Regions from separate parts of the Mus musculus genome. Here regions 2, 3, 4, 5, 6 and 7 are each linked to region 1. Evidence: chromatin loops called from intact Hi-C (ENCODE). Cell type or tissue: left cerebral cortex. All regions are shown on one strand.

Region 1 (4,000 bases):
GCCATCACTGGAAAGAGAGGCCCATTGGACTTGCAAACTTTATATGCCCCAGTACAGGGGAATGCCAGGGCCAAAAAATGGGAATGGGTGGGTAGGGAAGTGGGGGGGGGGGACTTTTGGGATAGCATTGGAAATGTAATTGAGGAAAATACGTAATAAAAAATATTAAAAATTTAAAAAAAAGAAAGTGGGAGTAAAGCCCTAACTGTAAATTCTAGTGAATCTTACCTAAAAAAATAAAAGCAGGGTACTAAAGTTATGATCAATGAGGAACAGTGACCATTCCTATTTAGTCATGAAATGGGTGGGGTATTTTTTTGATATGTACAAGGATGGGGAGATGTCTACCCTTTGACGAGCTTGCAGAGTAGCCTCATTTTCATTATATATATTACTATAACAGCGACCCTATCTAAAAATAGTATCCCATAGATTGTGGTGGAATCTGGCCCAGCTGTGTGTATAAAGCCAGCTCCTACTAATCTTAACAGCAGGACCAGCCTAGCAAGAAAGGTCCTTGTAGCAGCGGCTGCTCTCTTTCTTGCTTGTAAACTACAGCTACGCTGATTGAAATGGGAGCCTCGATAAATGCAAAGATCCTTTTAAACTCAACTCAGTACCAGCTTATGAGCTTTTGTTAAAAACTCTCTGCAGTGAACATTTGCTCATTCAGAGTTTTATAAGCCATTGATTGATGGGGGGAGCGGGGGAGGCGGGGAAGGATAAACAAACCAAAATTTTAGTGCATACTAATTTCTCAATAAAGTACAGCAAATCTTAATATTTACCTACATATCTGGCTTGGCAGTGAGTGAGTTAACTGCCCACTTATAGTAGTTTCTGTTGTATTGAGGGTAGAAGTGCTAAGTATGTGGTATATACAGGAACAAAAATGTGCTCTGTCTGACCCTAGGATGACTGCTAAACCATTTACTAAGATGTACATGGTCTGAAATCTTTTACAGCACCTGCTATCACCGCAACGGGCACCAGAGAGGCTCATTCAGTTGGCAGAGGGCAACGTGAACACACTTGTGATGGAAACAAATGAGCTGCTAACCAGAGTGAGTTGGGAAATCTGTGACTGTCCCCAAAGCACACACATTAGGGACCGGGTTACCTTCAAGTTAAAGTAAACAACACTCACGTTCTGAAATCTTCTTTCCAATTCACAACTTTTTCCACGAATTCCAGGAATAACGGTTGGCTAACTCTTCTCCAAAGGAATTCTTTATTTTCCTGTGCTCTTCTCCAAATGCACAAACAATAAATCAAGAAACAGGGTTGACATACTTGACACTGGTCAGGAGAAAAGGTTAAGGATGGCTATATACTTTGAGGACCCTATCTAGCAGACTCCACTGTGAAAGATGTTTTTTTTTTCTTTTAATCAGTTCTAAGTATCAAAAACTCCGTCCTTGATTGTGTAAAGGAAAAGAAAAACAGAGAAAAATCCTTGTCCTGTCTTTAATCCTCGTGGAGTTTCTACATTTTTACAGAAATACAGTCACAAGCAGTACTCCTACTTAGAAAATGAAATCTTTACTGTCAAAATCTGGAGCATTTAAGACACCATTTAGAGTCAGGATGTAAAAATCCACACGGCTTCTAGCAGACTTTTCCCAGCAATTGGTTGGGCTAAATTGTCAAAACTGCAAGAAGGTCCTTTTACCACTGGAGGCAGAGAAAAACAGCATAAAGTCTGCCATCTTGTGGCTAGAAAAATGCATGACCCTGGAGACTGGCCTGCAAACTAGGATCCAGGGGACTTAAATGACAAAGAACATTGGATATAGAACAGCTTTGGGGAGTAGCTAGTCTATTTAAAGAAAGGCTTAACAGGGAATAAATTAACAATGGCTTTACTACTTGCTAAAAGTCTGGGAATCTTGAGCAGCTCCCAGCCCCAGATTGGCGCTAGTCCTGCACTTTCCACAAAATCTGCTACTGGATCAGGAAACTTCCACAGGAAAATTAAATGGCTTCTCAGCACACATTGATGAACAACAGTCCTAAGGTTTTAAACCACACTGGAAATCCCTTTTCAGAGACTCAGCTCACCCATGTAAAACATGAAGATAGAGCAAAGCCTCTGCCTGAAGTTAGTAAACTTACACTAGTTTAATTTAACTAGTAATTTTTGACTTGTTGCATGAATGAGAGAGTTTAGTGAAGTTTTGCTAAAGTCAATTCAACTCAACTTATTTCCTTCTGAATGTCCACTCCATCCAAAGCCCAGGTTAAGGGTTGGCAGATCAAAAATAATATCGAGGCTCCAGCCACCCTCCCAGAGCTTTCAGTTTTGTGTGTGTGTGTGTGTTTGTGTGTGTGTGTGTGTGTGTGTGTGTGTGTGTGTGTGTGTAGGGGGTACGAGTGTGTGTAAATGTTTAGGTGTATGCAGAATGGTGTAACTGCATGCAAATACATAATAGGCATGAAATAAATGAACAAAAGCATACATGAGAAATGCCCAAAACTACCTCAGTTTAATGTGGTCTAGAACAATTAAAAGAAAAGTTCATGAAACACAGCATGTCACTTACCCAACAGTTGATTACTGGGTGTCACCCTTGCAAGTTCTATGGCAGACCCACAGATAAACCTGCAAGTGAAGCTGCCAAGGTTCCGGTTCCCGCCCTCCCTGAGCCTGAGTAGCCTCATGATCTCAGTCTAGAAACACAGGACTATTTTACTACAAACGTCAGATCTCTTTTGTGTCTCAGCCCACATCCCTTTTTCTTTCTTTCTTTCTTTCTTCCTTTCTTTCTTTCTTTCTTTCTTTCTTTCTTTCTTTCTTTCTTTCTTTCTCTCTTTCTTTTTTCTGTAGACTCAATTTGTATATTTCAGAAGCCTTTTAAGAACAGTTAAAGGCTCAAAGCAAACTTGAACGGAAAGTGCAGAGAGTCTATACACACCTTCGACCCTGTCCTCCTTCCCCCTCCCCCCCAACTCATAACTACTCCACTGTTCACTTGCCCAGCTAGAATGAGATATTTGCCATTGTCCGTGAACCTACAGTGCTTCGTAATTATCCTCAAAAGTCTGTCACCTGTTTTTCCGTTCACTCTTGCCATTGCACACAAGCAAAAAAAAAAAAAAAAAAAAAAAAAAAAAAAGGCGATATCCAGCATGATCATGTACTAAAGAATAGTTTCTCTACCTAGCTTCTCTTAGCCAGGATGTCATGGAAACACAAAATGCAGCATTTTCAGACTGACTTTTTCCCCTGAATTATTCACACCTCCATCCTTCCATGGCTTAATAGGTCATTACTTTTTGGTTTTGAGGACTCCCTTCACACACCGTAGTTGATTTATCCATGTTTAATGAAGGATGCCTTGATTGCTCCCAAGTTTTAGCATTGTGAATAAACTCATTATAAATATCTCTGTACGGAATTTTGTGGAGACATGATCCTCATTTGAGTAAGCATCAAGCAACCTAATTGCTGGGGTGTTTTTTTCTACAAGTATGTTTAGTATCATAAGAAAGTTCCCATGTCTTCTGAAGTAGGTATAACATTTTGAATTCTCAGCACTGAATGGTAGTTTCTGTCATTCTATCTCCCCAGTGGATTTTGGCATTGTTAGATTTGGAGATTTGGGCCATTACTTATGCTCAGCTTTTGACCTGGGTGCTGAGGATCCAAACTCAGCTCTTCATGGCTATGAAGCAGGCTCCTCACCTACTTAGCCATCTCCCCAACCTGTCTCTGTTAAATTTTAAAAGTTCCTGTAATTGTTTTCTATTGAATAATTGTTTTGTATTCTATGGTTTAATTTCTCATTTTTGTAAAGATACAGGTGTTCCTCATTCTAATGTAGTCTAGTGTATCAGTTTGACTTTGTTCCCCATGAGTCTATATTTGGCATTTTTAGCCCATAACTCATTGCCATCACCCAAGGATGTCTGGGTTTCTTGTTGTTGTTGCTGCTGCTGCTTTCTTCTTGTCTTACCTTTTGGTAACTTTATAGTTTTTCATTTTACACTTAAGTCTATG
Region 2 (4,000 bases), 630 kb before region 1:
TAATATACAACATACTAAGTATCTTTGAATCACATAGAGCTTGACGAAGAGTGCTTGGCCAGGCTAGGCTACTGAACAAGACCCTATCTCACAAAGAAAAAAAGGGAAAGAACAAAAAAGGACTGTCAAGTAGAAAATAAAACAAACCATTTTTATTTAGACAAAACTGTAATAAATTGATTTTCCAATATGGATTCTTTTGCAACTATTACAAGTTTCCTTACAGCCTAGTTCTCCAATGCATAGCATTGCCTAGCTAACTCTCCTGTCTTTGTATTGAGAGTGTGTGAGTGTATACTTGTATGGGGCATCTTTCCTGTTATTTAGTGAGTAGGGGTTGCCTACTCAGTGTTTTTTGGAGGCTTGCTATGCTTACTAGCAAAAGTTGTTTGGGAAGAAAGCATAATAATGCATGCAAAAGTAACTCCTAGACTCTCTATGAACTTTGAAAGCTGAATTTCAAAGAGGCCATTTCAGTGTCTTATGAAATTAGTCACTGGAAGGAATTGATGCAGCTTTTAGAAGAAACAGCAGTTCCAGGAGGGTGTTAATACTCTGCTAGAATGAGCATCAGTAGGCAGGTAAATCAGTCATACAAAATGAAATTATGTATGCACCTATTAAGGATTACCTCCTTGCTAAATAAATGAAAATTTTTTATGATGGACATATTGCTAGTAATTGAAAGTTCTTGATTGCATGGGGTGTAAATGACAGCAGGAACTCAAGGCAACCTGTTTGAATAAATTCATAAAAATAGACTGAAAATGCAGACTTGAAAAGGATTTTTTGCTTGCCTCTAAGTGTTGGAAGCCAGAGACATAAAAGATTTAAATAAAACTCTCAGTGCTAAATTATCTTATAGAGACAAGTCTTGTTTCTTGGTAATATATATAATTCTTTGCTTGTACTGTTTTAAATAATTTAGTGTGTATGATCTAAATAATTTACACTTACTAGTGTGAGTAGAGACCTTAACTGAGCACTGGTTATGAGACATGAATGGGTCTACTTGACTTGATGAGGGATTGGGTACATTTCAGGAGGTTGGGGAGAAACTAAAAGGGAAGTCTACTCTCAATCAAGTAGAGGGGAACGAGTAAGTGTGGAAGGCTTGTAGTGACCATTTGGATTGGTACACTGTCCATGGAGAAACCATAGGTGTAACCCAGGAAAAGTTTTGTTTTATGGAAACATCGCAAGCAATCAAATGACGCTAGACTAGTGGTTCTCAACCCATGGGTCACAACATGTTGTGGGGGCAAAAGACCCTTTCATAGGAGTCACCTATTCAATATCCTGCATAGCACGCAATTACATTATGATTTGTAACAGTAGCAAAATTAGTTATGAAGTAGTAACAAAAATAACGTAATGGTTGAGGGGCCACCACAACATGAGGAAATACATCAAAGGGTCACAGAATTAGGAAGGTTGAGAACCTCGTCTGTAGATTAGAAAAATGCAATGGGCTATGTCCTGCTGGGGGAGTCAGGATCAGTGATGGCAGAAGCTCCATTGTCTGCTGAGTTCTACCTGCTATGGTGGATGGCAATTTGGCCACCACATTCAGTTTCTGTCTCGGTCTTAATTGTCCCATCGTTCTGTACATTGATGTGTTCTATTTCTTTGGGTAAAAGAAAATGGCAGAGCTCTTCCGATCTCAAACCTGGTCTAAGCAACTCTTACGTATAACTCTGAAACCCAAAATGTAAAAGAAGAGGACCGAGTGTCAGATTTTTGCTTAGCTCTGTGCTGATACTGAGTTTCAGTCAAGAATATTAATAGGCAATGGCAATAAAACATAATAGAAATGCCAGAAATTTCCTAAAATACTGCATTTTTTTCTCCTTAAAGAATTTCTCTTGAAGTACAAAAATTTCTCTGTCCCAATAGGCCCTGTTGCTTTCTTATTTTTGGCAGAGTTTCCTCTTGTTGAGAGATAATGGGTTCACATGGTACTGCAAGTCTCATCTGACCCCCTGCTTTCATTTTATTTTGTCACAAGTGACAGGTGTCTAAGCAGAACGACTTTCATTTTTCTTTAGGACTGACGACCTTGAGCTTGTGGAGGTGAAGACTACAGCGGAAAAAAACCCCATAAAACAGTAAACTATTCCTTCAGGATTTTCTTGTTCTGCACAGGTGAGGCTCCTGCCTTGTCTTAAGCATAACTGATCTTCAGCTGAAGGGGAGGTCATAGCTAGGCTTAGCTTTTCCCTTAGCTTTCTCTTTGCCCATTCAAGCAAAACTTGAGCAGTTCCCTCTTGCAGTATTTCTTTTTAATTTGTATCTTTGATGTCATTGAAAAGGCATTTCAGGGGTGAGGAACTGTTGCCATGCTCAAGAATCCCTTAAAACATTTTTATTATTTCTTAAATAATACTAACTTTTGTATCTAAAGACCATTAAGGTCAATAAAGCTAGTTTTAGAACACCCACTGATGGAATTTCTGGAGCTGTGCATGAATTTAATTTCTGAAGAGCAACACTAGGGGTCGCCCTTCCTTATTTATTTCCGTCATTGTCCAAGTCTAATTGACATTCCATTAATCTCCAAAGAAAGTAAACACTTTTGTAAGAAAAAAAGCAAACGACTTTCATTCTAAAAATTTTTGTATTTTTGTCTCTGTCTTACAGAGAAGACCAAATTTGTAACTGAACTTTATGAATATGAAACCACTATTGAGCATTTTGAACAAAACAGTTAGGGAATAAAAAAGAAATCTGTTTGAATCAGATCTTTTAAAACAGTAAACATTTTAGGGTTTTTTTTTATTTGAATGTTATTATTATTATTATTATTATTATTATTAGGTATTTATTTCATTTACATTTCCAATGCTATCCCAAAAGTCCCCCACTCCCTCCCACACACACCCCCCCACACCCACTCCCACCTCTTGGCCCTGGCGTTCCCCTGTACTGAGGCATATAAAGTTCAACAACCAATGGGCCTCTCTTTCCGCTGATGGCCGACTAGGCCATCTTCTGATACATATGCAGCTAGAGACACGAGCTCAGGGGTGGCGTGGGGGTGGGTGGGCACCGGTTAGTTCATATTGTTGTTCCACCTATAGGGTTGCAGATCCCTTTAGCTCTTTGGGTACTTTCTCTAGCTCCTCCATTGGGGGCCCTGTGATCCATCCAATAGCTGACTGTGAGCATCCACTTCTGTGTTTGCTAGGCCCTGGCATAGTCTCACAAGAGACAGCTATACCAGGGTCCTTTCAGCTAAATCTTGCTAGTGTATACAATGGTGTCAGCGTTTGGAAGCTGATTATGGGATGGATCCCCGGATATGGCAGTCTCTAGATGGTCCATCCTTTCGTCTCAACTCCAAACTCTGTCTCTGTAGCTCCTTCCATGGGTGACTTGCTACCAATTCCAAGAAGGAGCAAAGTATCCACACCTTGGTCTTCGTTCTTCCCAAGCTTCTTGTCATTTTAGTGTTTATATAGACTTCAAATAACTAAATTTAAAACGGAGTTTTCCACATAATATTATTATTTTGGAAATGAATAAATACCTTAACAAAACAGTATTGACAAAATATTTAAATAACTAATGATTACATATAACTAAGGATTTAAACATGTTGTCTAAGGATAAATTTTTTTAAAAAAATTTTAGATTTTTAGATTTTTCTTTATTTACATTTCTAATGTTATCTCCTTTCCTAGTTTCCCCTCTAAAATCCCCTATCTCCTTCCCCCTCCCCCTGCTCCCCAACCCACCTACTCCTGCTTCCTGGCCCAGGCATTCCCCTATACTGGGGCATAGAACCTTTAGAGAACCAAGGGCCTCTCCTCTCATTGATGACCAATTAAGCCATCCTCAGCTACATATGCCGCTAGAGCCATGAGTCCCACCATGTGTTTTCTTTGATTGATGGTTTAGTCTTAGGGAGCTCTGGGAATACTGGTTAGTTCATATAGTTGTTCCTCCTATGGGGCTGCAGACCTGTTCAGCTCCTTGGTTGTTTTCTCTAGCTCATTCA
Region 3 (4,000 bases), 1.7 Mb before region 1:
TGATCACAGGTTTAAAAGAAAAATGTTTAGGTGTTCATCACCATCATTTTCTTAATGCAGTAGAACAACATAGGTAAAGCAATCGAACAAAATAAGAACTAAATTATAAAATAGCAATTATTACTAATTAAAATATTGTTTATCTCTACTCCTCACTGGAACACTCTGATTAGGGCTCCTGATGCTGAAGGATGCTTCGCGGGTAACTGGAGAAGAAAGGTGATTATTAATTTCACCAAGCTACACTGTGACATGTGAGACATACTACTGCAATAGTTACATAAATATCACACATAGGTGTAGCCAAACACCAAGCTACACTGTGACATGGGAGACATACTACTGTAATAGTTACATAAATATCACACATAGGTGTAGCCAAACACCAAGCTACACTGTGATGTGCAAGGCATACTACTGCAATAGTTGCATAAATATCACACATAGGTGTAGCCAAACACCAAGCTACACTGTGACATGGGAGACATACTACTGCAATAGTTACATAAATATCACACATAGGTGTAGCCAAACACCAAGCTACACTGTGATGTGCAAGGCATACTGCTGCAATAGTTACATAAATATCACACATAGGTGTAGCCAAACACCAAGCTACACTGTGACATGGGAGACATACTACTGTAATAGTTACATAAATATCACACATAGGTGTAGCCAAACACCAAGCTACACTGTGACATGGGAGACATACTACTGTAATAGTTACATAAATATCACACATAGGTGTAGCCAAACACCAAGCTACACTGTGACATGGGAGACATACTACTGCAATAGTTACAGAAATATCACACATAGGTGTAGCCAAACACTTTTTTTATTTTAATTATTTACTTCCAAAATGTTGCCCCACCTCCTGGTCCCCTCAGAGAACATTCATGCTAGGCTCCAGTCTGCAAGCACAACAAGAAATCAGGAATCTTGTCAGAGTATGGTGCCTATGCATGGGATGGATCCCAAGTTGGGCCAGTCATTGATGGCCTTTTCTTCAGCCTCTGCTCCATTTTTGTCTCTGCATTTCTTCAGACAGGTACAATTCTGGGCCAAAAATTTTGAAGGTGGCCATCCACTTTTTAAAAATATATATAAGACTTCCTTCATTAGAAGGAGCCCATACCTAACTCTGATAAAACACACAAAAAACCTGAGATTAGTTAGGTCATAGGCCTGGAAGAAAATCATTATTCTGCTAAAGCAACATAGCGATAAAATGACTACTAATGACATATGGCTATATCCATAAAGAACTAACCCTTATCAGAAGGTTCTTCTTACTGTAGAAAGAAATCATCGAGGAGATTCTCAGTTGGACAGTGTGCAGGAAGGAAGAGACTTCGGAGCACTTGACCCTACATGGGATATCTGCATCAAATCTTCCCCCTCAAGGTTTATGTACAATGGAGGCAGAAAGGTTGTTAAGAGCCAGAGAATGAGGACTTCAAGGAGACAGTGCCTTCCTGACACAGGGATGATGCATATAGGAGAACACAGACACTGTTACAGCAGACACACACACACACACACACACAGGACCAGACAAAATCCCAGCACCACTGCTTTAAGCAATACTCCTACATGATTGACAATGATCCTGTCTTCTCCAAAGTTCAAAAATAAGTGTGGACATATCCATCAACTAGTAAAAACAACTTCAGAGATATTAGCCTCCTTATGTATAAGAGATTACTTTGAGTGTGAAAAGTTGTTATTGCAGTCTTTGAAGTTAGGAAAAAGTAACAATGTTGTCTGAAGTTTCTTCACGAGAGAAATGAATTTTATGTGTTTCTTAGCCTTAGGAAGTAAATAAAATAGAATATTGCTCACTTGTCCTCTGTGGTATTCAAGTTTTAATTAATTGTACACTTGCCTTAAACATTAGGTTATTACCATCGAGTTATGGGTACTAAGAACATGGAGCAGGATCCAGTAGGGAAGAGAGAGTGTGCGTTATTGTGCATGTATGTGAGTGTCACACAGAAACCCATTTGCTTTCATAATTAGCCAAATAATGCAAGTTAATAATGACATATATGTTAAAGTTTAGCTATAAACAACCAACCAGGAAGCTGGCTTGAGTAGTAACCTTATATGACCACCAGGTGGCAGTCTTCCCCATCGTGTCTGGCTTTTTACATCTGACAAAGCAGTGACATTATATCAGGGCATTGGATTTAAATGTGGGAAATTTGCCAGGACTCTTTGGCTCTGGGATTAAATGTCTTTCATCTGAAAAACTGACCTCCTTGGGCAAAGGTGGAGGAGGTTTTGTGGGCGGGGCGGAGTGTTTGTTGTTGTTTGTTTTGGTTTTGATTGGTTTTAGTTTTTTGGGTGGGGAGTTGTTTTGTTTCTGATTTTGGTGCTTTCTTTTTTTAGTCGTACAGACACCTTCTGGACTAATATTATTTTCATGAACTTCAGGTCACTCACACTAGAGCCTCCCAGGAGAGCAGTTGGCACCTTCCCTTGGTTGTGAGGACTCCAGGAGGCTGGTAAATGCACCTATAAATGCTTCAGAGTATTGTGTTTCTGAAATCACAGCCAAGTAAGAAATATTCAAATGCCACCCATGTCCTAGCTCCTCTTATCTCAGCTCCAAGAATATTTACTTAAAACATTTTCATTTTCTTGGCAAACAGCTATGTAAATACATTTAATTTTACCATTTAAAAAAATGCATGTGTCCCTGAGACATATGAGTAATGTGCTGGATTTGAGAATTTTGCTCTCTAACTACATAGGCATAAATGTATCACAGACTAATTTAAGAATTAAAGGCTTAACATCGTGATCAGTGACATTTGCATTCGGGAATTACAAGCAATAGAGAGTTCATCAGCTACCTTCACTGTAAGAGAGAGCTTGAATGCGTTTCCTGACTTGCAAATTCTAACAAATGCCTGCTTCCGACAGGGATCATCAGTATTAATGGAATGCTCTGTACGGGAATTCACATAACCTTAAGATGCTGTCTGCATTTTACACATGGAATAGATGGGCAACACCTCAGAGGTGGGCACTGAACACAGCAAGAGATAGGAACCCCAGGAAAATAACACCCCAGAAGGGAGAAAGACAGGGTGGTGTAGGGAGGGCCATCTTTCTTTTCTGGCCTTTTCTATCCATGTCTAACAGAGAAAAGAGCAGAGCTCAAGGACCCTGCTGTCCTTTCCTTCTTGTCCCTCACCACTATGAAAAAACAATGCAGTATGCTATTCATGTGGAGAATGCAAACTATTTTTAATACACCTAATATAAAGCAAGCATAGAAATTCAATATAAATTTAAGTAACAAAAATACTCATTACCCAGAACTAAATTCACAGTCATCCACAGAGAACTGGACTATGATCCAATTTCCAAGCAATGTAGCTATATAGATATGATCATACATAGAAAAAGAACTACTTTATATGGGGAGTTTGGGATCAAATTATTCAGGTAAGCAATGCAACATCGAGAGACCAGACAATAGCAAGTTCTACCCTACTTCAGTAGCAAAGAGGAATGGTTTCCACATAAAACTAGGGTTGCCAAGTGATCTCCTTTATATAGTGCCTCTGGGACCCCTGTTCCACTGCACATGCAAATTCCAGAGTACTGCCAGCAATCCTAAAGATTATTCTACATCCTACCTTGTTCTCTCTCCTGCTATGCACAGCTTTGGAATTCCACCAGGAAACCTCAGCCTTGACTGCTTGTAACTCCATCCTCCTATGCACAGTGCTCCTGGCAATTTTTCTGCTGGTTACACTTTCAACATCTATCAAGCCCTCAATACACGAATGATGAATTAATTAATCAAATAAGTAACTCATGGGAGGGTTTTTTGGCTAGGCTGTTTAGGCAAAACTTCAAAATGTCTGGCAAACACGTGTTTATTCACGTGTTTCGAGAAGTTCTGGAACACTGGAACACTACATTAGTTTTCATGAGCTACAGCTGCAAACTATCACACAGTCAATGGCTTAAAGTATGT
Region 4 (4,000 bases), 350 kb before region 1:
TCTCTAGTACCCAGAATGTTTACATAGACCCTATGTTCACCCTCATTATTGAGCTTATTTAAGCTCCATGGTACATACATATAAGATAATTGTACCAAACCATGTGGGAAAATGTAGGAAGTATGACAAAATTACTTTCTACTTTCTAGTGGAAATGTACATCAAATAAAAATATTTAGCCCATTTAGCATGTACCCAAAGATATGTCTAAATAAACTTACATGGTTTATAATGTAAATGTATCTTTCCATTTTTTGATTAAGCAACAGTGTAGTAAAGTCAGAATAAAAACCCAAGGTCTTAAGAATTTCATTTTAAAATTAGTCTATTCCTAAATAGTTTCAGTGTCCATAACATTTATAAATGAATTTTGCAAGAGTGAATGTTCTCTGTTAAACATTATAGGTGTCTGTATTGAGAACTTAACCGAGTGTCTATGTACTGGCTGGTTTTGTATCAACTGGACACAGGCTGGAGTTATCACAGAGAAAGGAGCTTCAGTTGAGAAAATGCCTCCATGACATCCAGCTGCAAGGCATTTTCTCAATTAGTGATCAAGGAGGGAGGGCCCCTTGTGGGAGGTTCAATCCCTGGTCTGGGAGTCTTGGGTTCTATAAGAAAGCAATTCGAGCAAGCCAGAGGAAGCAGGCCAGTAAATAACATCCCTCCATGGCCTCTGCATCAGCTCGTGCTGCCTAACCTGCTTGGGTTCCAGTCCTGACTTCCTTTGGTGATGAACAGTTTCCACTGAATAAACCCTTTCATTCCCAACTTGTTTCTTGGTCATGATGTTTGTGCAGGAATAGAAACCCTGACTAAGAAATTTAGTTCCAATCATTGAGGAAAGAGATCATTGAGATATAGAAAATTATATGAAATATGTTCTATTTTTATATAAAGGAGACTTTTCACTTTCAATTACAAAAATGCAATTTTTTTTCTTAGTTTCCCCTTCCCGTACTCTAAGCTTGCATGAATTTCTAAAAAAGAAGTGGTGTACATTTTAATAGAAGGGATGGTATTTGGGGACATGCTATTCTTTAAACAAACTCACAAGCTCAGATCACAAATTTTTCTGAAGGATATTTTAGAATCAGGGTTAGAGAATGATAACTTTATCCTCATGGATGAGGGGATTAGCTCTTACTTCAGTGTGGCTGCCATCACATTATTCACCAACGTCATTACAACTGGGTCCAGGAGGAATTCTACATAAACTGAAGGGTTCTCAGAGGAAAGAGACTAACCATATCAGAAGTCAAAAAAAAAAAAAAAAAAAAGACCTAAGAATATTTAAGTCATGGAAACCACTTTTGCTTTTTTCAGTAGTATGGGCAAATTCATACACTTTTAATAGGAAATTGCCCAGCCACTGAACAACAGAGATGAGAGCTCTGAGGTCACAATCTACCTATGGATGCTACTGCTCATTTAAGTAAATGCCATTTGCATTGAGGAGCAACAGGAACATTCACAGTGATTTCTTTTTGGTGGAACAAAGTATTTGCTCTTGCATCCCAACTTTCAGAATAGGTCTCCAATCTTTCTACACTTAAAATATAGAACACATCTAAGCACACACATATATGCAATGTTATATGATATATTCCTTTATTGAATCAAACTCAGTTATCAACTGCAATTTGTGTTCTCTGTATTCTAGTATACTTCCTCAATAATAAACATTTTTCTTTGAGGATTTTTCCTGTAATATCTGTTAGTAATTTCATATTTAATATAATCTAGCATAAAAGACTCTACCACATAAGATCATAATAGCAATTAACTTTTTGTTGTGTAGAATACAAAAATATGTTTTGACCCAACAGAAAAAAATGCCTATGGTAGTTATATTCACTATATAGCAACCCAATTTGTAGAATGTATATTTTTCTATTAAGTTATGTAACAATTTAATTAAAGCAAACAGATTGTTGAATTTCCAGCAATATGGCAGTAGAAATATTTTGCATAAGTGTACATAAAGTTGAACCTAAATGCAAAGAGGAATGTAGTAGCTACACTCTTAAGAAACAATAAGAATAAAGCTACTTGTGAACAGTTAGTGTTTTTGTGGTCCCATAGGGGAAAGGGTTTATTCTAAGTGAAGCACATTAACTCTTTCTGGTCTCCAACCATCTCCATTCATGTGAGTGACATGCCTCATTGTGGGAGTCATATTTCTGCAACCAGCTGTTTTTAATGTTGGAAAGTAAAATGCAGAAGCATGGAATGGTTCGGGGGACAATTTTTTTTCCTGTTAGAGATTCTAACAGATGCTGATATACTTTAATATCCATGGAAGACAGGGCAAATATAGAATTGCATCAAATTGATTTTGCAGAGCTTCCAAGCCAGATGGCCATTGGCATTTACATGGAAGAAGTCTATACTGTGCACTAAGTTGCATATTTTTGTGTGCAAGTTCTCAGCCATGGTGTGCAGTCATTGGTGTTTTGACAGCCATCTGCTCAGACCTAACTTTCTCTATTCATGTGTAACTAAAACTGAACATTTTTAAAACTGGAAAATTCCAGCTAGTTTTGATTTTTAGACAGTAAAAAAAAAAAATGTCAACTGTTGGGCATGAAAACTTAAAAGTAATGTCCCTGGTTGAAAGAGAAGATCTTAGTCCTGTTAAAAGAAAAAGAAAAAGAGTTGAAAAGAGAAAAAATAGAGGAATCTCTCCATGAATAAAAGGCCTTTAGTTTATTATCAACACATTCTATCTTTTCCATATACAAGGCTTTCTCAGCCAAATCATGAAGAACTTGGATAAATTAACAACCACGCAGTCTCATATATTTATAGCAAGCACTGTAAATATTTGTTGAAAGAATAAATGACTCACACATAATAATTTGCCTATATGTACATACTTTTAGCAAATTGACTGGCAGGTTTTTATATGTGGAGATGAGTCCACATACATTTTTTTTACAGGAACTTTTATATTATTATGTTGTAAGTGAATGGAGTTGTACTTATTAAGAACTTTTGTGTGTTTATAATACACCTACAGATATGCTAGGCATTCTGGAAATTCAAACTGGTAGAAACATGGCGTCTTATGCCAGAAGTCCATCTGCATTAAAAAATAAAAGATAAAAGGAGGATTTTAAAGTAAAATGTCATATCCTGTAAAGTCATTGCTGAAGGAGAAGGAGGAATGAAGATTTATTTTTAGCCCAAAGAAATGAATTTAAGCAGATTTTGAAGAAAACACTTCTAGAATTTATGAGGAATAATTCATGTGCAGGCATGAGCAGGAGCTAGAGAAGGTAGGAAGTTGGGTGGTGCATTCAGATGGAAGGTGGAACTCTTTTAACTACAAAATGGCACTTTAATTGAGAATTAAATAGGAAAAAATTAGAATACATTTTGATAGATATTGTAGATTATGGTGATAATATAAAATACCTTGATTACTTAGAGGAAATCATCATATTTCATCTCACGGTTAACTGAAAATTATTTATGGTTCTAGAGATCTGTGGTAATAAAGAAAGTGGACTTCTTTAATTTACATCAATGCATAGGAAACTAATTAGTTATGTTAATCTCTTTTAATATAAATGAAGACTACTAAAGTGTCATGGAGAATAATCAGAATTTAAAAGGACAATAAAAATAACATCTGCAGATTATAAAGAAGGAAATGCTGCTTCAGTTAGATTCCAAATCCTGTGAGCATATATCTACAATCACGCTTTGAATTATAAACCACTTGTAGCACTCTTTGCAGTGTTCATGTCTATGAATGATGCTAGCATTTGCCTCATCTTGTATTTGTGTTCTGGTTAATTTATTTGTCAAGTATTTGAGCATTTTATTGGATCTGGAATTATGTTGAGCAGATAAAATATTTGACAGTGTTTCAATTTGGTTTAGTGAGAGATAATCAATAAATATTATTTTCATTTACAATATTGAGGCTCCAAATCTACCTATTTCTTTCAGAAACATGATTTCCAAATCTGACAAAGTAGGCAACATTTAT
Region 5 (4,000 bases), 340 kb before region 1:
GATGGGAAGACCTTGTCAACCACGGTAATAATATTATGTTTACATGCACATGCAGTCTGTTGAAAAAAGTCTTTTAAAAAAGAGTGACCTAATCAGATTTGCATCTTACAGAGGATTCATTTTATGTTTAAAAAAATGTTGAAAGAAAAGCAAAATGCCATCAGTAGTCTGCCAACAGGTGACTGCAGAAGTTCTGATGTTACAAATGCTTATGACTTTCCTCCACAGGTTGGCAGAGGTGATGGAAATACAGGTGGACTTAAAATTGGTTTATATTTAGAGTAGTATTTAGTGGTGAAATGATGTGAATATTTATTGATTTCCAGTTTTCATCATGATGCCCTTGGTGGAGTGAGTAGCATACTTCGAACTAGAGAAACGCAGGAGCAATGAATTCAGGGAGTGTTGTTGGGTAAGGTTTAGAGGAAATTCCCATCTTCCCTTTGAGTAGAGTGTTGATGCATCTTGAATATATGAGAGGACTTGCCAGGCAAAATGAGGATAAACAGGTCTAAGGCTTAGAAACCTTCCTTTCCTGGAGCTACAGTGAAGAGTTATTGATTCCATAGATGACTTGGATGTATATGAAATTATCGGGAAGAAAGAATGAAATAAGAGTTCCCAATGAACTCGATTACTCATAGAAACAGTGTGTGACCTAAAAGAAAGTGTCTTATTTTCACTCCTGTAGGTGTTTTAAGTTTGGGTAAACAGAAGGCATAACCAGATTTTCATGTGGGTTTCATCAATAGGGATAAGAAATAAAGGAGCAGACACCAAAGATCATATAATACCACCTCTCCTGAGGGAGTTGTGTTCATCAGAGCATGAGTGAGTCCCATCTGATAGTTTTGCTTGAAGGCTATAACTGCAAGCATGTCCTGATATAGCATGTGGTACATAGAGGTTTTCCAGTCTTCATTTTTGTAATTATTAACAGCAGAAATAAGCATAAAGTTTTTCCATTTATTTTTCTGTATTACAAAGACCTTTCCTGTGCTATTGCCAGCTTGAGTCTCTCAATTTCAGCCTTAGGGAGTTAAAGACCTGCCAATGAGACATATGATTTGAAGGGTTGATTTTGGAGTAGGCAGACAAGAGAAGGTACTGAGTAAGTAAGTGTTCTGCTGATACTGATGAAGTAGAGCTGAAAGGAGCCTGCATGAAGTTGATTCACCTGACTGCTACCTCTTCAATATATACCTGGGTCACTTCTGCTAGAACATTCCAAATAAAAGTCTCAACAAAGATAATTATTTTTTAACATACTGATGTTAAACACCATCTGGATGCTTATTCTGGATTCTCCTACAGGAAGCACATAATCAAACCCAAACAAAACGGTGGATGGATTCCAGTTTTGCCAGGTGGCAGGTAGGGACTTTTGTAGGGACTAGAAATGCAAGCAGAGCAATGTTTGCAAGACAGCAGAATTTTTGGTAAGGGAAGGGAGCAGAGTATGGAGGGGACCTGTTTCTAGGGCAGTTCAGCTTGAGATGAAAATGTGTTTAATGTAGTCACAAAGATATCTTGCTAAATTTGATTTTTTTTAACTTTAAGATGTATGTTATAGTAAGTGCTTTGCCAAGCATAGCATAGTTAAAATTAATTTCACAAAGTATGTTGAGAAACTAGGAGAGATTGATGTACAAAAATGACCCTCTGGAAGCACTGTTTTTAAACTAATATGATTTTCTGGATTTGGATGGCCATGATTGTTATTTTCTCCGGTATGTCTAAATTATAGGCCACAGCAAATTGATAAAATAATTCTGCTTTGATTTAAAACACTGGTGTCCTTTGTACTAATGTCTTCTAAATGTACTAATGTCTTCTAAACTGAACCACGTAAGTGAGAAGCCATTTGTGTTTATAATGCCTACCCAATTGTGGTATCTATTATTTAGAGTTAACACAGATAGCTCTCAGCTGATCAATGGCAGTTCACACGATCATGTTTGGTTTATTTCCCTTTTGATGATGAAAGAAAAAATAGCCTATTTTTCATCTTTGTCTATTAAAAGTAAAAAAAAAAAAAACAACAGACTAAGACTTAACATGACTTTTAAAATTAATTCTGCATGAACTACTTTTGTTTGTTTGTTTCTGATGATTAAAACAAAACAAAACAACACAACAACAACAACAACAACAAAACAAGAATGAAGACCAAAGTAAGACAGAGACCTTTGGAAATGTTCTTTTATTTTGGAAGGCCAGAGTTAAGTCACAGATTTGCAAGCCATGGAAACAGAAGTGGAATACATTGTCTCCTGGCTTCTTTGCTTCTGGCCAAGTAGATTTGACATTATTTTTCTCCTTGCTTGCAAGTGCTGTGTGTCTGGACGGCTATTAGTTCAAATTGAGCTGATTTTTTTTTCAGTTCTATAAAACTCTTCATCTGCATTGTGGATGGAGAGCATTAAGCTACTTCCTGTGGTGCACAGCTGGAAGCCATTCTCTGCAACATTTTGTTTTCTTCCAATTTTGTTTTATACTAGTGTATTCCTACACACCCACGTAGCTAGGATTTCAACAGACAAGTGTCTCTTTTACTTCCTTGACACATCTTAGAACATTTGCAATTGGCAAGTTCTCTTTTAGTCTTTTAAATAGCGAATCACTTGGAAACAGCCCTGTTTACACACATGAATATATTTAAAATGCTCTACAGACCCAGAAACTGAAATGAAAAATTAGAAACATTCAAACAGTCCCACTCTACACACTATTTTTTTTTCTCTTGGAAGGTGATAGGTGCTTGGCAACAACTCAGAGAAGAAATGCTGGATACCCAGACTACTATGAGAAGAAGGGAGGAAATGACAGGAAAGAAGGCAGAGATCTGTCATGTGTTATTAATAATAAACGACTGAACTTTGCAATGAAAATAAATATATTGAAAACAGTTGTTTCAGTGACTCAAGGATTTTTCCCAGGAAGCTACCAAATACCACTGAATATCAACTTGTGTGTATTAATGTGAATATTTCAAGATATATTATGAAAACTGGCCAGACACATTCTTTGAAAAGTCAAGTGCATATATATGCCTACAAATACATACATGTATATGTCCATATAGGTGCTTTTGGCGGTTAATTGGGAAGTACAATATTGTGCTAATCATAAGTAATGAAGACAGTACTCCAAAATATTTATTTAGTTCATTAACCTGGGAACAAAGACAAAATATCTCTGTAAGTATTAATACCACATAGTATTAAATTGTCTTGAATATATACACTAGATATAGTGGACATTTTATAAATGACATTTAAAAAGAAGTTTGTTCATAGTTACACAAAGATAACACAGGTAAAAAATTCAATGGCTGAAAAGTAAAGAAATAAGTTTTTCACTTTAAAATCCAATTGTAAAATAACCTGTGACTATGGATGATCATTATATTATTGTTGTATCTTTTTGAAAATAATTGTGATTGGCAGTTGTGATGGGCAGTTGTGATTGGTGGTTGGTCTTGGACTGCAAATGTTCAGGATACCAAGAAATCAGGCTGTTATGCTATAGGCAACAGGAAACTTACATTTTTGTTTTATTTTGTTTTTTTTTCCTATAAATATCTAAATGAAGCACCTGTTCATATGTACCTCTTCATTTTTTCCATTTGTAATAGAATAGAAAGAAAACATAGAAAGAATAGAAACAAAGAAAATAGATATGGAATAGGCAGGGATGGAGGACAGCAAACCACAATAAAAGTTTTCTTTATTTTTCAATTAGTGAACATGCCATTTTGGTTAAATATCAAAACAATTCTATATTTTATCATAACAAGACTCCAGTAAACGTATGGGCTTTGTGGGTATGAGTCCTCTCCAGAAGGCTTATTCAATGCATGATTTTATTCTCATCCAATATATTTTCATTTCAGTGGTATTAATGTTAAATAGTGTGATTGATATACTCAGTCATGTTATAGACTAGACAACCATTGCACAGGATTAAAACATTATGAGGTTTGTAATAAACTGTGCTA
Region 6 (4,000 bases), 540 kb before region 1:
GGATGGAACAAGAAAATATCATCCTGGGTCTGGGAACTTAGAACCAAAATGTCATGCATGGTATGTACTCAATGATTACTAGACACTAGCCCAAAGCTTAGAATACCCACAATACAACTCACATATGAAACTTAACAAGAAGGAAGACGAAAGTGTACATGCTTCAGTCCCACTTAGAAGGGGGAACAAAATGGCCTTGGGAGGTAAAATGAGAGAGGGACCTGGGCAGAAGATGGGAGGGCAAGGACAAAAAGGGGTTGAGGGGCAGGACCAGGTATGGGAAAAGACACGAGAGAAGTCCAAAGGGCCAGGGGAATGAATAGAAATATGTAACAGTTGGGGAGGAGGAACCACTGCAAAGTTTCAGATGGCAGGGATGTGAGAGGCATCCATGGCCCAGTGTGGATGACATTTGTCAAAATGCTGAGAGTGGGTGAATGGGTGGGGGAACACCCTCTTAGAAGCAAAAGCAAGCAGGAATTGAGTGAGGGTTTACAGACAGTGACCAGGAAGGGGGACAACATTTGAAATGTAAATAAAATAATTAATAAAAATAGGATTTTAGGATCCCAGGGAGATGAATCAGTTTGTGAGAGTATTTTCTGTGTAATCCTAAAGTCTAGAAAGGATATAAAAAGCCACTCATGGAGTTGAGGAGATTGCTTGGTGGATAAGTGCTTGTTGTACGAGAGTCCAGGAGTTCCACATCCTCAGAATCCACATGAATGCTGGATAGGTATAGTAGTCCACCTATGATTTCAGCCTTGGAAGGTCAAGTCAGGGTAACCACAGAGCTTGCTTACTTATTGAGTCTAGCCATGTTAGTAAGTCTGGGTTTGATTGAGATACTTGCCCTCAATCAATAAGGCAGAAGAACAATGGAGGATGACTCTCAACATTAACTTTGGGCTTCCAGGTACATATAAACTCACATAAATGTCCACTCACACACACACATCTGTGCACACACATGTGCTCCCAAACATGTGAACATGCACACATAGGTGCATACCACAAAAACACATGACAGTTAAAAAAGAAAACTAGGCAAATAAAGCTGTAATGTAGCAGTTTGAGGCTGAAACAGTTTAATTCCAAGAGTTCTATAACCAGAGTCCAGATAAAATGGGGCATTTTAGGTTCATGATGAACCATTTCTCAAGGCAACAATTTGTAGGGCAATAGAGGAAGGCTCTCAACATCTAGTTAATTAATTAGAAGATTAATTAATGCACAAAGGTGTGCACATAAAACATAACACAGAGAGAAGAAAATATGACCTTGTTTAACTTGAAAAATATATCATCTTAATCTTTGTGAGAACATTCCAGACAGTGATTTAGCTTTCCACTTAGGAAGGTTTCTTGTTTCCCAAGCTGAAGAAGATGTTCCCAACAACATTTGAAAGGCTGTTTATAATGGATGTATAAATTAACAAGAGAAAGCATCCAGTTTTACACAGCTCAAGTATTTCTTGTGTTTTGTTAAAACAAAGAAATGAACAAAGAAACAAAAAGATTAGAGTTGAGAATAGGTTTGACAATTTGAAAGAAAGTTTTGCCCAAACGCCATTTTCTCTCATAATGAGTGGGAATTTGAATAAGCAATTTGGAAATCAATCAATTAGCTCTCACTCTATGTACCAGGCTGGCCTGAAACTTGCCAGGTAGCCCAGGATGTCCTGGAAATCACAGAAATTCACCTGCTTCTGGATCTACAGCACTGGGTTTAGAAAAGTGGGCCGATATGCATAGCTTCATTGGCCTCTTAAAAACTTAACCCTTTTCTCTCAGGCCATGTTCCGCATCTGTTTCATGCATCCGGTAAAGTGGTGCTAGCATTTGTTTTTTCTATTTGTTGGTTTGGTTGGTTTTTGTTTTGGTTTGTTTGTTTGATTGGTTTTATCTTTCTGTGATCAGGCAACAGTGATGTCCCTGAATGTAGTAGTACTGAAGGTAGTGATCTCTCCTTCTCTGGCTTTATGCTCAGGATTCTTCCTTAAGGTTGCATTTGTAATTTATTACTTTGCCACAAGGGTGCACTAAAAAGCCCTCATAAACACAAGAATGAATTACTTAATTTTCTGGAACTCATTTACCTGGGGCAGAGATCTTTTATTGGATTCACTTGACTGTGTTCACACTTACAGAATTTTCCTAGATTGTTAGAGACAACAGACCTAAGAACGAAAATATATTTTCCTCTCAAGTAAGATACAACTGATAATCTCTTTTAAAAAACCTACACAGTTTATTTTAAGAATGAAAATGAGTTTAGATGCAAAAGGTTAGAAATCCCTTTTTGTAGTTAAATTTTTTTCTTTGGGAGAAATCATGAATTGTAAAACTATATGGTAGCATTTATGACAAATTTTCTTTATTACTAGGATTACTAAGTGTTTATGTGTTGGGTTTTTAACAAGTATTATAGAATGGAGAGAAACCTCACGTACTACCTATAACAGTCTGCACTACTGAAAGTGAGTAAATTACTTTGCCCAAGACAAAACCCGATGCTCAAATTTAATTACCCTCATATGCTAAAAACACATCGCCTCTTTTATCTTTTTGATGAAACATGACAGCCATTTTGCTTTTGGAAAGAGTTTTAGAATTTTTGGTGCAACTGCCACGTCGTTTTCTTTTCTAGTGAGCGTATTTTGATCACAGTTTGTCAGGTGCCATGATAGACCTGGCAAAATGAAGAGTTGCTAACAAAGACTGGTTTTAAGTCTTCTCTCAGGATGACAGGGGATATGGAGTTAAGGAGAAAGTTGCCTGAGGGGCAAAGTTTGCTTCAATGTTCATTAGAGACTTTTCATTTGTAGACTGACTCTATTGGTCGGAATGCTACTGTGATTTTAAGTTTGGTTAAGGAGGAAACACCAGATAGAGGGGCCATCTTTTGTGTTCTGGTCTCAACTCAATCAGCAAGGCCTCGAGGACCGCAGAAGTTCCCATTTTCTCATTTGTAAAATAAGAGAAGAAATGCCCTTTGGGTTTGTCTTTATGCTTCATGATGTGGCTTCTACTTACATTTCTGTAGAGTTAAAACAGTACTCCAATGAAACGCAAAAGCAGTCAGCTACAAACCCAACATTTTTTAGCAACAGGACAAGAAATATATTGTGTGCTTTTCATTTGGAACATAAAGGCATCATTCATGTTCACAGTTTAATTCAGCAGTGGCATCTCGCCAATATGATAGTCACAAAGTGACCCATTCCACACAAGATCTCTGAATACCACAACATTCCACGCCACTGCTATTCATCAAAGGGAATTTCTCGGTAGACCAACTAGCTTAGAAATGGAAAACTATGCAATAGCAGTCCAAGGATTGACATTTACTATTGAAACCTAATAGTGTGAATTTTCATTGAGAACTTCCATGTTTTCTACTATACCTCTCTTCACCTTAATTTTATATTTAAATATCTTCTTAAAATTATGGTCAATAGCTGGTACTTAAAATAAAATTGTGTAATAAATGTCCATGCATTTTTTATGTAGTTTCAACAATTATTTCTGCATAATGAATCAATACCACTAGATCCCATCCACTCGCAACATCTCAGCTTGAACATGCACTCAGCTCCATCACAACCCTTGGCAATACCTCATACTTCTTCCTGCTCCCTCAGTGACTTGTGTCTGAACTCTCCCCTCCAGCAGGCTGAGGCTGTGGGGCCAGTAAAGCATGATTTGTGAGCTGGGATTCCAGAATGCCTGACGATGTGCCTTATAAATCTGATTCATTCTTGTATAGGCTTAATCGCAAATAGACAATTTACAGTTTGTAATGGGTTGCTGTTTCCTGTGCCTGATTTTGTCACATATCAAATAAAATGGAACACAGCTTTGACATGCACCTCAGATGCATGGCTAAATATTTTCTGTTTACCAGGTCCGAGTGGCCCTACAGAAGATTATTTGTTGTTTTTGTTTTAAAATAGGCCCATAATTCATTGGTGTAGTGGTGTGATTTTGCTCTGGAATTC
Region 7 (4,000 bases), 940 kb before region 1:
ACTGGTAAAGTTCAATTAACAAATAACATGCCTCCTCAAGCAAGGCTCTCCGTGAAGCGACAAGCACCGTGTAGAAATCAATACTCCCTCCAACTTGCTGCATATAATGAGTTACATCAAGCATGGTTCCAATACTAACAGCATTGTATGGCAGAGACACTCGGTAACGCGGAAACCAGAAAATTAAATTAAGTCGTCGGAATTCATTGCATAGAGCTGGTGCCTTCTGCACACCACCCCACACACGGTCTTTCCTTTGCCTGCTACCATTTCATAGTCTCTGCCTACGAGGAGGATACACTCAAGCTCCAGACTCCGAGGTCTAACTCCTAAAGGGGAGGGGGAAAGAAAAGCTAAGGGACGATTTGCTCCGGAAAACATCATGGTGAGTGTATTTCCAGGAAATCGAGCAGTCTCAACAATGAAACTATCAAGTACAAAGTAAGTTCTGTCTTCCCATCCTGCTGGTTCAGCCAGGAGCGCGGCTGTCGCGTTTCCCGTCACCCTCTGGCCACTCTGTGTTTCCACAAACACTGGGAACCAAGGCAGCAGCGGATGCGCCCTCCAACCTTGCTGGGCTGGGTGGGTTAACCAGAAAAGTTGTAAAGCCTTGTGGGAGGCAGAGGCTTAAACCTGGGAGCCCGCTCCCCAGCGTCCACCTGGTGAAACTTCAGAGCCGGCAGATACATAGAAGCCAGCGACCTACAGGCAGGATATCAAAACTGGACGGGAACAGAGACCACCAGTCTGAAAGACCCGGAATCCTGGGACTTATCTGAGCGGTTTTACTTAGAACTCAAAGGGATAGCCTGGAATATCGCATCACGTCTCACTCCTGGGTTGTCCAGGAGAACAGCGAACGTTCCCAGCCCAGGTCACCCAGGCGGACTCAGGGTGGTGTGGAGCCAGATTTGAGCTTTGTGGTGGCTTCGCCCCATAAATAGGGTAAGCCTTCCGGGAATGGGAGCCCAGAACTCGCTGCCCAGGACAGCTCTGAATCTACCCTTAGAGCTACATTTACAAACGTCGTACGGACTCTGCCAATGTATACATACAACGTGCTCCACGCTGTGTGCTCTGTAATCTATCCAGGAGCAACTCTGAACCCTCAGCAGAGGAGGAAGGAGCCTCCAGGAGGCACCGGGAAGTAGCTGGACAATAGTCAGAGGCGGTTATACCCGGGACAAAAAGCACCTGGCAGAACACACCGAGATCGGTCCCTATGTGTCTCCACAATTCTCACAAAGACTTCCCGGGGAAATTTTGAACAGTCTGGCGACAGAGAGCCACTAGCCAGCTCAGCGAGCCATAAAATCGTGGTCCCGGGAGCCCTAAGTACTTTTTCTTCCTCACTTCCCTAACTAATGCTGTGGACTGCTCCCGACTCCCAGGCAAAAAGAACACCCAGGAAAAGCAAGGTCGCCACACACTCCATCCAGCACACCCTGGGCTGTCTGCGCGCCGGACTAGCCTCAGAAACAATGGGTCGAGAACGTAAAAGTTACCTGCGCACGGGGGCGCACAGCTCTTGGCCCTGCGTCCCGCCTGACACAAACTCCCAGGACAGACCTAGCTCCAACCTGCACCACCACCACCCCCGCCACCTTAAGCGGACGCCCCCTGGATCCCCGAACCCAGCACCAGCAATCAGTCAGTCCTTCCTGCCTGAGTCCAAGACTGTGGACAGACACAGACCACCCCCAACCTCTCACCTGCTGAGAACTGGCCAAGGGCCGACCCCAGGAGAGGCCACGGGTACAGAAGCCAGAGAGCTACAAAAGCAGGCAACGCAGCGGCCGCCACATCCATGGCGAGTTTGGGAGAAGTTTCAAGCAGCTTTGCAAAGAGCCTCCGGGGGAATCGCGGTGAAATCCGCCAGCCAGCAGCCCGCCCGGCCTCGTCGGGGGGCTCGCGGAGACGCCGCGGCCACCCGCCAGCACTTTCGTCCTTGCGCAACGTCGGCCAACTACCTCGCGGGCGAAAGCGTCTCCAGCGTCGCCCGCCAGCCGCGGCCGCCGCTCTCCATGCTAGGCAGAGGCTGCTCAGGGTAGTCCAGAGTTAGTTTGCTCTGGGAGGGACGGGGGCGGAGCCTGGGGTGACGTCGCCCCGCGGGCTCCGGCAGCTTCGGAGGAATGCGGGCTCCGGTGCGCGCCGCCGCCACTGCCGCCTCCTGCTAGGGAGACGCGCGCCAGCCGGGCCGCGCGCCCCGCGCCCTGCGCCCCGCGCCGCCTTTGTTCGCCACCTGGGCTCGGTGGCCGCGCGGCTCTCTGGCGGCGAGCGGGAAAGGGGGACCTGGCGCAGCTCCCTGCCGGATCCCTGAGATTCAACTCTGAGAGGCAGAACTGTGGGCGGACGACGGAGGAGGCGCCCGAGGAGAGGTGTCCTGGGGTTCTGTCCCCAAGGTGGCGGTCCCACCAGAGCGGCTGGTGGTAGGAAGAAAAGGGAGCGTAGATGTGACCTTTAAAACGCCGACCTGCACTGAAATTTCACTCTTCCTTATTGATAGGATAAGGAATAAGGCTCCCTACCCCATTGAAAACTTACTCTCGTTTGTTCACGAAATAAATAAAACTTGGACCAAAATAAAATGTTGGGTAAGTTTCCAGTGTGAACAGCTGGCGTGCCTCGTTTCTGGTTTATTTGTCATTGGGAAGCTCCCAGCCGCTCAGCCTTCGCATAGCCTGGTGGAGTAGAGCAAGACTTGGTTTTGTTTTGATTTTTACTGTCTTGTAGCTATATAAGAAATAAGTATTTAATAAAAGGAGTTTATCCCAACAATGAGCACAGCATGGTTGCTCCGAAGGAACCCAATGCTGTGTGCTGTGTTACAGGCAGGAAGTCAGTTTTGCTACCTTAGCAGCTTGGTGTGATTTCTCCAAATGCCACCTTCACTTGCTTCTGTAGCAACGCTGTATAGTTGCTTACTTTTACTCATGTCTGCAAATTATGACACATGTAAGTATGACCAAAACTGAATAAGCCTAACTTTTTTTTTGAATTTTGATGCTATATATGCAACTGCTAATAATAGCCTTGATTGGCACCTGTCAGTCACTCAAAATGTCTTTAGCCTTTTAAAATCAAAATGAAGTGAAATTCAATTTAATACAGCATTCTCATCATTAACCGAGCCACATATTTCTGTAATTAATACATGCTGTTATGACTAGGTTTGGAATAGATGCAAGTGACTGTATACTACACACACACACATCTATGCACATATATTATACATATTGATGAAGAAGGGAGAAAATGGGTTTCTTTTTTATTTGCTGAGGATAGAAAGTCCGTTACGCTACAGCCTTGATGACTGCTCATTAGTACCTGTAACAAGCCCAACACTTGTCAATTCAGTTCAGCATAGTTCAGTCATCTCCCTCTGGGTACAATGTCAATGTTCCTTAGCTCATTAACCTATAACTTTAAGCACACTCTACCAAGGGTCCTTATTTCGTACACTAAAGAGCTTTATTAGATCACAGGTAACCAAAAACCTATTATTTTCTTTTCTGAAGACTTAGCAAAACTTTCTAAAATTAGCAGTAATTTGCCAGAGTAAAGGCAAAGGAAACTTGTCTGTCCATATATGAATTTGTCTGTCTATTCTTGCATGAAAAATGTTCATCACTTGGCAATTTGTTTGAGTAAGCATGCAAACGAAGCCCTTCCGAGACCTACAGATAGTGGATAGAACCTCACTTCTTGTCATAGTCATTCCCGGAGTCAAGGGATAAAGAATTTGGTTCATTTTCTCTATGGTAGAGAAATAACAGTACGAAAATGCTGTGAGGGTGCCTAAAGTGTACCAGGCATCTTAAATGGACACTACCACAGTTAGGAATCAAGTTCAGGTAAGAGTCTTGTGGTACACATACAAGGAAACAAGACTAGGGAGAAAGTAATTTACCCAAACAAGGGAGGGGAAAGGAAGACAGAGAAGGAAATCCTTAAAAGGAATTAATAGAGATGCCATCTCAATAAAACCAGAAAAAATGCA

The links. Peaks named below come from ENCODE experiments on the same cell type or tissue, not always from the same donor. Only the 100,000 strongest peaks of a DNase experiment are listed, where the experiment ranks them.
Region 2: a loop joins it to region 1, with 7 times the contacts of the local background. A loop is called at or near these places in 18 of 42 quality-filtered maps.
Region 3: a loop joins it to region 1, with 6 times the contacts of the local background. A loop is called at or near these places in 6 of 42 quality-filtered maps.
Region 4: a loop joins it to region 1, with 4 times the contacts of the local background. A loop is called at or near these places in 4 of 42 quality-filtered maps.
Region 5: a loop joins it to region 1, with 2.2 times the contacts of the local background. A loop is called at or near these places in 4 of 42 quality-filtered maps.
Region 6: it touches region 1 in a loop (6-fold over the local background); 12 of 42 quality-filtered maps call a loop at or near these places.
Region 7: a loop joins it to region 1, with 4 times the contacts of the local background. A loop is called at or near these places in 5 of 42 quality-filtered maps.

The regions. Positions count from the first base shown.
Region 1 is chr10:27,131,031-27,135,030 of GRCm38, reverse strand. Lama2 (laminin, alpha 2) reads left to right here. Exons shown (of 65, transcript NM_008481.2): 34 at 966-1,064. Among named protein-coding and RNA genes, the nearest start is that of Gm40618, 150 kb to the right of the region's middle. In left cerebral cortex, a CTCF peak has its summit at 1,714 (motif pointing left); DNase peaks (open chromatin) are centred at 567, 1,073 and 1,712; H3K27ac peaks cover 1,363 bases.
Region 2 is chr10:27,760,103-27,764,102 of GRCm38, reverse strand. It overlaps Gm30228 (a long non-coding RNA gene), which reads left to right. Exons shown (of 3, transcript XR_380228.3): 2 at 2,049-2,145. Among named protein-coding and RNA genes, the nearest start is that of Gm30228, 48 kb to the left of the region's middle. In left cerebral cortex, a CTCF peak has its summit at 2,490 (motif pointing right); a DNase peak (open chromatin) is centred at 2,481.
Region 3 is chr10:28,842,470-28,846,469 of GRCm38, reverse strand. All of the region lies in intron 4 of Themis (thymocyte selection associated), which reads right to left. Among named protein-coding and RNA genes, the nearest start is that of 2310057J18Rik, 140 kb to the left of the region's middle. In left cerebral cortex, a CTCF peak has its summit at 2,103 (motif pointing right); DNase peaks (open chromatin) are centred at 2,129 and 2,648; H3K27ac peaks cover 347 bases.
Region 4 is chr10:27,482,627-27,486,626 of GRCm38, reverse strand. The region is part of intron 1 of Lama2 (laminin, alpha 2); the gene reads left to right. Among named protein-coding and RNA genes, the nearest start is that of 4930579H20Rik, 95 kb to the right of the region's middle. In left cerebral cortex, no CTCF peak of the experiment used is centred here; a DNase peak (open chromatin) is centred at 2,395; H3K27ac peaks cover 886 bases.
Region 5 is chr10:27,474,224-27,478,223 of GRCm38, reverse strand. The region is part of intron 1 of Lama2 (laminin, alpha 2); the gene reads left to right. Among named protein-coding and RNA genes, the nearest start is that of 4930579H20Rik, 86 kb to the right of the region's middle. In left cerebral cortex, no CTCF peak of the experiment used is centred here; DNase peaks (open chromatin) are centred at 1,376 and 2,496; H3K27ac peaks cover 346 bases.
Region 6 is chr10:27,673,804-27,677,803 of GRCm38, reverse strand. No RefSeq gene overlaps it. Among named protein-coding and RNA genes, the nearest start is that of Gm30165, 4.0 kb to the right of the region's middle. In left cerebral cortex, a CTCF peak has its summit at 2,044 (motif pointing right); a DNase peak (open chromatin) is centred at 2,036.
Region 7 is chr10:28,072,890-28,076,889 of GRCm38, reverse strand. It overlaps Ptprk (protein tyrosine phosphatase, receptor type, K), which reads right to left and starts at 2,070. Exons shown (of 32, transcript NM_008983.2): 1 at 1,713-2,070. The coding sequence starts at 1,809. In left cerebral cortex, CTCF peaks have their summits at 631, 2,133 and 2,337; DNase peaks (open chromatin) are centred at 1,539, 1,577, 2,108, 2,569 and 2 more places; H3K4me3 peaks cover 3,357 bases; H3K27ac peaks cover 2,850 bases.